Linked DNA regions of Homo sapiens: region 1 is linked to region 2. Evidence: read pairs that join two places in POLR2A ChIA-PET (ENCODE). Cell type or tissue: CD4-positive, alpha-beta T cell. All regions are shown on one strand.

The links. ChIA-PET counts read pairs that join two places held together with the same protein. Peaks named below come from ENCODE experiments on the same cell type or tissue, not always from the same donor. Only the 100,000 strongest peaks of a DNase experiment are listed, where the experiment ranks them.
Region 1: POLR2A ChIA-PET joins it to region 2 with 5 read pairs; 4 of 35 experiments call an interaction of 5 or more read pairs at or near these places.

What each region holds. Positions count from the first base shown.
Region 1 is chr3:43,475,196-43,480,195 of GRCh38, reverse strand. All of the region lies in intron 11 of ANO10 (anoctamin 10), which reads left to right. Among named protein-coding and RNA genes, the nearest start is that of SNRK-AS1, 130 kb to the right of the region's middle. RefSeq lists an enhancer at 877-1,449. In CD4-positive, alpha-beta T cell, no CTCF peak of the experiment used is centred here; a DNase peak (open chromatin) is centred at 2,445; H3K27ac peaks cover 2,295 bases.
Region 2 is chr3:43,294,039-43,299,038 of GRCh38, reverse strand. The region is part of intron 1 of SNRK (SNF related kinase); the gene reads right to left. Among named protein-coding and RNA genes, the nearest start is that of SNRK, 10 kb to the right of the region's middle. In CD4-positive, alpha-beta T cell, no CTCF peak of the experiment used is centred here; a DNase peak (open chromatin) is centred at 2,208; H3K4me3 peaks cover 2,357 bases; H3K27ac peaks cover 4,609 bases.

The DNA of each region.
Region 1 (5,000 bases), 180 kb before region 2:
TGTTTGTTTGGGTTCTTCTGTCTATTTTGAGATTTTCTCAACTGTATTTCCCAATTCTTCTATTGAATGTCAGCAATCATAAGTTTAGTATCCAAGAGCTCTTTTTTATTCTCTGAATGTTCCCACCTCCTTTTAGAAAATAGCATTCTGTACTTTATTTCATGAATGCAGTATTATCCCTCTGTACTTTTCTTCTGATCTCTGCTTTGTCTCTGTTTCCTCCTAATTCCTCTTTTAGTGGAAAGGCGTTTTCATTATTGTGTTACTGCCCCTGGTGCTGCCTGTAGTTCAGTCTCACTTGATAGGAAGTCTTGTGTCTTCCACTGGATGAGAGAGGGGATGGGACTTTGAAGGATAGAGAGGGGTCAAGGAGTGTCTTCTGCCCTTCTGCAGCCGTTCTGAGGTCCTAGGCTCTATCTCCTGGGGTTCTCCAAGGCCCAGGCACTGTGGGCTATCATTTTATGGTGATTCAGAAGGAGGGGAGAGCAGACGTAAGTTCATCTGTTTAATCCAGAAGTCTCCCAGGTCTCCAGGTCCCAGTATTACACTTTGACTTTAACCATTTGGTAATTAACTTTTCTCCTACTTAGTCTATCCACTTAGAAATGTCTGCAGCCTTCAACTTTCCTTTTTCCCTCCCTCCTTTCCTTCCTTTCAAAAAGCTCTCTTCAGGGCAGATGTACCAATCACATTTCATTAGAGGTCTTTACTTCTCTGGTTCTTTTTTATTGTTGAGTACTGTGAATTTGGTAATTTTTCATAGATTATTGAACTTTAGATTGACCAACTTCTGAATTAATAAATATATCAAAGTTTAATATTTATTTTTTATTTCTAACTTCACCTACTTGAAAAAGAAAGCAACAACAATGTTTAAAATGTAAATAGGATAATTAGGTATAGAAACTTTCAGAGAACATCTGGGATAACAGGGACTGTGTGTTTTTACCACATGAGACATGATACAGCTTTTATACAATTAGGCCTTAATGCTTGCTCTTATATTTTCATGTTAGCACGAGTGAAAAGGAAAAGGTAGTGCCTCTTTTCTGTTATTAAACAAAAGGATCAGGGAACCTTGATTAACACAATAATCTATGCACGAGTGAAAAGGAAAAGGTAGTGCCTCTTTTCTGTTATTAAACAAAAGGATCAGGGAACCTTGATTAACACAATAATCTATGTCCTCAAGGATAGTTTTAGAAAACCATTCAGATGGTTCACTATAGTTTCTAAAGTGCCCTAACTTGTGGAGGCATTTCTGTAGGGGGCTATAATATTATAAAACAGGTACTTGGGTTTGCTTTTAGATGCTCTAACCTTAAAATGGAGACAATTTGGAAGTCTAAGGATATATCAGACTTTTTAAAAACTATTTGACTTCTCAAGCTTTTGCCAAATGTTTGATCACAGTCAATTTATTATTGAATTATCTGCTACATATGTATGGTGTGAATAATCTGTGTTTGAAAATGAGAAAAATTGTACTGTGTCAAATATGAATACTACATAGGAGTGAGAGCTAAGCATTAATGTAAATTAATTACTTGTGCCAAAGACTTCTCCCCACTAGGAGGACAGCCTGTGTTAGCACAAGCATAAACCATCAGAGTAGACAGAGCCACTATTTTTCTGATTGTGATGATGTTGGAATTTCTCACTCACACATAGTCACTACAGTGAAATGAAAAAAGCATGGGTCCTGGAGTCAGACAGCTAAGATCCTGGCTTCAGATCTCACTAGCTAGGGGAAGTTACTTTCCAGACCTTAATTTCTTAATCTATAAAATGGGTGGTTAAAGTCCCTACTTTAAAGGGTTTGTTAGGATTGGGCTTTTCATTTATAAAACACATAGCACAGTGGTGAGGTCATAATAGATGGCTGCTGTTTTTTAGGTTGCTGATTTCAGAATTATCATTTTGCATAGAAGAGGCAACTTTGACAAGGACATTTTAAGGCATCTGTTCTGACTAACCCCAACTTCCATCTCCAGAACCTCACTCCATGTGGCTTGTATAGACAGCTCACTAACTCTGTGACCTTGGCCAGGATACGTAACCTCTCTGATCCTCAGTTTCCTTATCTGTCAAATGGGAATAAATGTAGTTTCTGCCTCATAGGGCTGTTGTGAGCATTAAATGAGTAAATATATGAAAAGCACTTAGAATAGGGCCTGGCACAAGGTAAGCATTGTGGTAAAGTGTGAACTGAAAAAACAGAGACTACTTCCTTAGAGATGGGCCATTGGGAAATCACTTCTCAACATTCCTCCCTCACTCCCTATGTGTGCCTCTGGTGTGCAGGTTGGCGGGCCCCTGCCAAAGTCAAAGAGGTCTGTCCAATTGTAAGTGATAATGGCTCTTTTTTCTGCCCGTAATGAGCAACAGGCACCTTCTATGTTAAGATTATGCCTTGCCCAAACAGGAAGGCCACGTCACCTTCGCGTCTTCCTGTGTGCTATTGTGTGTGAACACACCCAAGGTCGACTGACAGTATAGGGGATGTTAGAACATTTAAGATGAGGGGTAATTTGTCATCAGGCTATTCCCTCCTGCTCTGAGCTTACCACAAGTACAGTATTATGGTCCAGGATCCAAGGAAGCATTACGAGTTTTAGATCTGTGCTCAGATTGTTCCGTTTGATTTGCAAATGACTTTTATGCAATGACATTTTGATTTAGCACTTAAAATATAACACGTCAGCTGTTATTAACAATTATCTTAATAAAATGAAATGGAAGGTAATAGATGGAGTACGTCTTGCTTCATTTTCTGTCCATACCACTTAGGACAGTCCCTAGCATATGGTAGATGCTCAGTAAATGTTTGTTTGAGTAAGTAATTTATAAATTATTTTCATATTCATTAATAAAAAGGGAGAGGTGGTACATCTTTTTTGTGCATCTGCCTAAGTTTTATCCACTACAATACCTTTGATATTATTCTAGCTTTTCTTAACAGTTACAATAATACTGTATCTTCTCAACATCATATCATCTCAATATGCTGATCAGTTTTAATTTGAGGGATAATGAAAGATTTCTCTATTTGTAAACCAGTAGATAAATAACAGGGCTTGTCTCTAGGGAGAATACTGAAAGATGGTAGAGGGGTGCAGAGCAGGAATGGATGGAAGATCTTTTCTGTATATTCTTTGTCTTTATTTTTTAAAACTATGTATACACATTACTTTCTCAAATAAAAGAAATTTTACCCATGGTAAAAGAAAAAAAAACTCTTGTATCTGCCCACTGTGGAGATCTGCCTGCATTGAATAGTACAGGGAAATTACTTATTGATCGGCAAATTGCTTATTGATTGGCAAGGTTTGCTATGTTTTCTTTCTTCTTTCAAAATACATGCTATGGTCATGCATGAATTCGGGGATAGTCTTCATTTTCTTTGAGCAGTTACTCTTAGGCTATCTCATTATTTTAATGTTTATTAGTGGTATAGCTTGCTCATACTAAGTTCCACAAAGTGATCTAACTCAAGATTTCTTGGGAAGATGGTGAAGTAAGGGAAAAAACCGATAAAAACTACAAAGAAAAAGGAAAGTAAGGAGAAAACTCCATAAACCAAGAAAAGGAAAAGGAGAAAACAGGGAGCTGGCAGGGAAGTGGTGTCCGTTGCATTCTACAGGTGTTGAGAAGTTTTTATCTGATATAACATGAAGGACAGACCAACTTCAGGAAGACACCAAGAACCAGCCAATGTCTTCCCTTCCTGAGACAATTGGTGGGATGACATGAGAAATGAATTTAACAAATGCTAGTAGACCACTACAGACCCCACTAATTGGAGATCAAAAGCAGGCCTAGAAGAGGTAGAGACTCTTTCTACCTTAGGATTCAGTAACATTCACAGAATGGGTACATGGATATCACCAAGATAAACTGAAAACTTGGGGGCAACCTTCAGGTCTACCAACAATTATTTTTTGGAATTTTCTTCTGTTCCCCTTTGGTTTTTATTTAGACATGATTAAATACATGATAATTTTAGGGGGAAAGTAGATAAGCTAACAGAAAAAAATACTGTAAAACCCAGAAAAAAATACTGTAAAACTAGTTAACATTATAAAATGACAATATGAGCAAACAGTGTATCAAAATATATGATTCTGAAGTAAATCACATAGAATAAATATGAGATAATGGCCATGGACATTTTTGAAGAAAATAAAGCCACAATAACTGAAAAATTATGATAATGGCACCAGAATAAATAGATAAATAGAACAGATCATAAATTCCATGAACTGTCAAAAGTATAGATACATACAAATTTGTAGGCCAGGTGTGGTGGTTCACACCTGTAATCCCAGCACTTTGGGAGGCTGAAGTGGGCAGATCACTCGAGGTCAGGAGTTCAAGACCAGCCTGGCCAACATGGTGAAACCCCATCTCTACTAAAAAATAAAAAAAACTTTGCCAGGTGTGGTAGCACATGCCTGTAATCCCGGCTGCTCCGGAGGCTGATGCAGGAGACTGTCCTGAACCCAGGAGGCAGAGGTTGCAGTGAGCCAAGGTTGCGCCATTGCACTCCAGCCTAGGCAACACAGCAAGACTTCATCTCAAAAACAAAACAAAACAAAAACAAAGAACCCCCCCCACAAATTTGTGATAGGCATTTTTTGCCAGTAGAAAAATGATTGATTAGGTATTAAATGTTGCTGGGACAAATGGCAAGCCATTTGGGGAGAGTGGATAAAGCCTCCCCTTTTTTAAAGTACACACTGAAATGAAATTCAGTCAAGTTAAATATATGAATATAACAAATTAAAACCATAAAAGGACTGGAAAGAATTATAGGTGAATATTTATCTGATCTTTGGGTGGGGAGACCTTGACTATAAGAATGACACCAAAGAGAGAAACTGTAAGAAAAAAAATTCACAGGTTCTTCACGCTAATGTTGTGTGTAAGGTTCAAGACCGAGAAGGAGCTATATGTCCAACATTAGATAATTGAATAAATGTTGACCCATCCTTATAATG
Region 2 (5,000 bases):
AATCATGCTCAGCCTGGCACCAAAACCACCCAGTCTCTAGGAGCCCCTAAAGGCTCATGAAACCCTCACGCTATAGCAGCCAAGGACGGCAAGCTTTACAACACACTGTCCTCTAGAAGGCAAGTGGAAATCACTTATGATGCCAGCATTAGGGATCACACAAAGCACCTTCATCATCCGAGGACTGTCACTTGATAGTAACAAAGAAACTATCACCACAAACAAAAGGAATGTGAGCAAATCACTTATATCCAAACTTCATGGCACAATGAGGGAATACTGACCAAGGTAGCCTTGCAGGTCTTCCCATGAAAATAAACTATTACATGAATAACAGAGAGGCCTAAACATTCACATTATGCCAACATGATAATTTACACTATACACTAATGGTGAGAGGTGTCCAGGTAAAGTTCAAATGCACTTGGGAGAAAAGGAGTGCAAGGGAATGGAGGAAACAAGATAGGACAGGTGAAAGGACGAGGAAAGGTGGTTGACCTCTGGATATGAAAGCAAGTGTCCTGCCAGGAATGAGGGAATGTGGAGCAACAGTTCTGCAGCACACACAGGGCTGGCAAAGCCATGGGCACAGGTCCATATCTAGTGACAGATGAACCCTGGGATGCCTACCTGACTGGTTCTTCAGCTCCAAGAGGGATATAGTAGCTCCTTCCACTATCCTTGCCTGCTTCTCTTTTTCCAGCAGCCCCTGTTTCATCCCTAGTCTCTGTGGCAAAGCAGTGCGGTAGTACAGTAATAAGTACTGGTTCTAAAGACCAACAACTGCATTTGAATCCCAGCTCACCAATCACTAGCCAAAGGAACTCAGCAAGTTACCTTCACCTCTCTGTATGGTCAGTTTCTTCATTAGAAAATGTTAGTAATAAGAAAACAATCTCATAAGATATGGTGAGGATCAAACGACTTAATATAGGTAAAGTGTTTAGAATAGTGCCTGGCACAGAGTAAGCATTCTGTAAATACCAGCTACCACCACCACCATCATTGTTACAGACGACGTTCCCACCATCCAAGCAGAAATTCTTTCAGTTGCTGACCCTACTTCAAGCGAATGAATTCACCAAACTATTATCTCTCTTTTGCTTTCATAAGATAGACCAGTTCAGAAACTGAACTGCTGTTCAGTTTCCTAAAATAAATTGAAAATGAGTGCTGTAAGGTATAGGAAATAATGTCTCTAGTTAGGCATCAAAGACTGGGGGTTTTTCAATAAAATATCTCACAAAATGTAAGTATTTGCTTTTAAAATGATATTAATATAATTTTCTATCAAATTTAGCTTTTCAAAAAGGACTTAATACTCCTTTACATTTTTTCACATCAAATATATTCTTACAGAAAATCTCAAAAACAATTATGAAAGAAAAATCTGTTTAATTCAGGAGAAAACTACAATTAGAACATACAGACTAGTAAAAAAGGGGGGGAGGAATTTTGAAAAAAAAATCCATTATCCCACCCTTTATGATAACATCGCTTTACATTTTGGTATAGATTCTTTCAAATTATTTTCTATTCATAATATATGGCCAGACACAATTTTAAAAAATAAAATGGGGATAATACTTACGGGCTTGGGGGGATGTCAGGGTAAAAAGAGATTTGTAACTATTTTCACAATACTTCTCTCCAAAAAACAAGCTGGAAAAGTTAATACAAGACTTTCACTTTAGAAAGTTTAGAAAATGCATAAAAGCACAAAGAAGAAAGTAAAAATCACCTATACGCTCATCTATGATGACTTCTCATCAGGTCCGAGTGTACATCCTCTATACTTAACAGTTCTTTACAAAGCTAAGATTTTCGACATGAAGTTTGATAACTACTTTTTCCTCTATTTTATAAACTGAACATTTTCCCATGCACTAAGTTCTTCTAGATCAATATTTTAAATGACTATACAGCTAAGATAACATGTCTTTACACAGCAACCACTAGATAGGCCATTCTAGAGCAACCTTTTTATTTAGCACAGGCATATAACTAGGCTGGACCTAAATGAAATAGGCCAACTTGCCAAGAGTGCTCATAATATAAAAACTTATGTCTGAGAAACAAGTACTGTTATGTGCTGCAAGAATATACTGATGTTCTCCTACTGAAGACAGCAGAAGCAACTGAAGCATGTGGGTGTGGCTGGAGAAGAGGAAGGAAGTGTGGGTGGCCCTACACACGTTTTGCAAGCTGCTGAAAACAGTTGTAGAACCAGCTTCTGTTAAACCTACTATCAATTTGGAATTCACCCTGTTATTCTTGTTAAAACTCACTTTTAGGTTTTCATCAACATCATCACCATTGCAGTCTCATCTGTACATCAAACAAATGCCTCTTCCTCACACCTCTTAGAGAGAGGTAGGGACAAAACAGTATGCTCAACAAAGGCAGCTCTGCCTGGATACCACTGTGAACCAATCCATGGCATGAGAAAGTAGAGGAGTTGAACAAAAAGGGCTGTGCACAAAAATTGTACTACTTCTATAGCTTATCTATAATAAACATTTCATTTAGAATATAAGTTTTCCTCCAAAATCAGACGACCAATATTCCTCTCAAACATATTAAATGCTTAAATATATATATATACATATATATATATATATATGCCAGTATATCCATCTAATACAAACAACTAAAAGTTGAGTTTTTGCAAAGCTACACTAAAACTGCATTTAAGCTTCTCATACATATAAATTATCTGGTATATTTTACACATACCAAGAAATGAAAACTGTAATCCTTCCTGAGAAACAGTAGACCAAATTGTACATCTATAGAAAAACCAACTTAAGTAAAGGAATTAACACTCTCTCAATGATATTACCAACCTGATTTTACTGCTAAAATTTTAAAAATGGTATAGGCTGAAAGGAAGACAGTAAACTAAGTCTTCCAGGAATAACCTTTAAGTCAAGCAAAATAAACACAACCCTATCATGCAGTCACCACTGCTGTTTTCTTTATTCAAAGTAAATAATATTTTGGCCAGGCGTGGTGGCTCACACCTGTAATCCAGCATTTTGGGAGGCCAAAGCGGATAGATTACTTGAGGTCAGGAGTTTGAGACCAGCCTGGCCAACATGTTGAAACCCCATCTCTATTAAAAATACAAAAATTAGCTGGGCGTGGTGGCATGGGCCTGTAGTCCCAGCTACTCGGAAGGCTGAGGCAGGAGAATCGCTTGACCACAGGAGGTGGAGGTTGCAGTGAGCAGAGATCACGCCACTGCACTCCAGCCTGAGCAAAAGAGTGAGACTCAGTCTCAAAACAAAAAAAAAGTAAACAATATTTCACTTTTTAAGGACAGCATGCCTCCTCCTAGGAGTTATTAATATAAGCTATAAACCAAAGATAAGAACCATAAACAGGTCAATAGGCCCTAAGTTGTAAAAGAATTCAGAGTTTTTCACTGGATTGGTTGTATTACTATGTGGTTATGCAGTTACCAGTCTGCAATCACTGGATGGAATCAAGATGGGATCTACAAATTAACAGATTAAAGTCATTTATTATTAGAAATGTTCTTTCCAGCAATTTGTACTCCTGAGTCTCTAAGAAAGCATTTTCCAAGACAAGGTAGCTGCTTACTAAAGTATGTTCTTCGTTTTCATCAATTTGATGGGCTAGGGGCCGCTGAGGGGACTAGGAATGTCATGGTGAGAAGCCTGTTCCAGTTTCTTGAGGCAATGATTTGGTTGCCAATGCAGAATCCTTGAAGTACTGGTTTAAGTAATCTTTATTTGCTCTAAGTAAAACAAGCTGCAGTCCAACATATATCAAGTAATCTGAATGTACTCAGGAGTTAGGCAAATCATTAACTGATGTACAGTACTTAGTATTTGTAGAGAGGAAGAGATTAACATCCAAGCCACAAGACCTGGACCAGCAACACAGATGAAATTCCTAAACAGATTCTGCCTCTTGGTCAAAGTGATGAAAAATGCTAAGCATGTCATCATTTCTGCCTACGTGTAAGTAGGACTTAAAAATTAGTATGGTGACAACTCCAGCATTAAGTGTTCACATAATAAGTAATGACTTAAACAAAAGCTGGGTGTATAGAAATTACTCCAAAATAAATAAAGCCAACCCACAATTACTTATTGTGCCCAGGAAAACAGAATATTAAGTTATGGAGAATTTTAATAATCTAAATCTCTGATCTAAAGCTTTTATTAACACTGTCAAAACTCACTTTAACTCCCTACCATCTTTTTATTCCTCCTAATATTTTGATAAAAGTGATCATTAAAAAATGGTCAAAAAAAGAATTGTGGAACAGAAAAAAAAAAAAACTAATCAATAAACCAAAATACTGGCACCTAACATTTCACTGACTTTGACTCAAAGACAGGCTCATTCCAGGAATTCTCTTACACTGGTGGGACTGCAAGCAAGCTACCTTTCTGAAAAACAATTTGGCAATATGTGTACAGGTTGAGCATCCCTAAGGTGAAAATACGAAATCCAAAATGCTCCAAAATCTGAAACTTTCAGTGCCAACAAGACACCACAAGTTAAAAAAAACCCTCATGTGACCAATCACAGTTTCTATTAGTTTTTGAGAGGAAATGCAGTAATAACTTTGTTTCATGCATAAAATTATTAAAAATGGGGTATAAAATTACCTTTAGCATATATGTATAGGTATAAATGAAACAGAAATTAATTTCATGTTTAGACTTGGGTCCCATCATTATGTATATTGCAAATGTTACAAAATCTGACAAAATTCAAAACACTTCTGATGCTAGGCATTTTAGACAAGAGATACTCAATCTGTCTCAAAAGCCTTAAAATAATTAATATCCTTGACTATAAACTTACTACTAGATTCATGTCTCAAAGAAAGGTGAGGACAAATATTTATATTCAACAATGTTCAGTGATATTTATACATGCAAAAGAAAATCAAATCATCTAAAGGTCTACAATAAGGAGATGGTTAAATAAAACACAATATACCCAACGTTAACAGTATG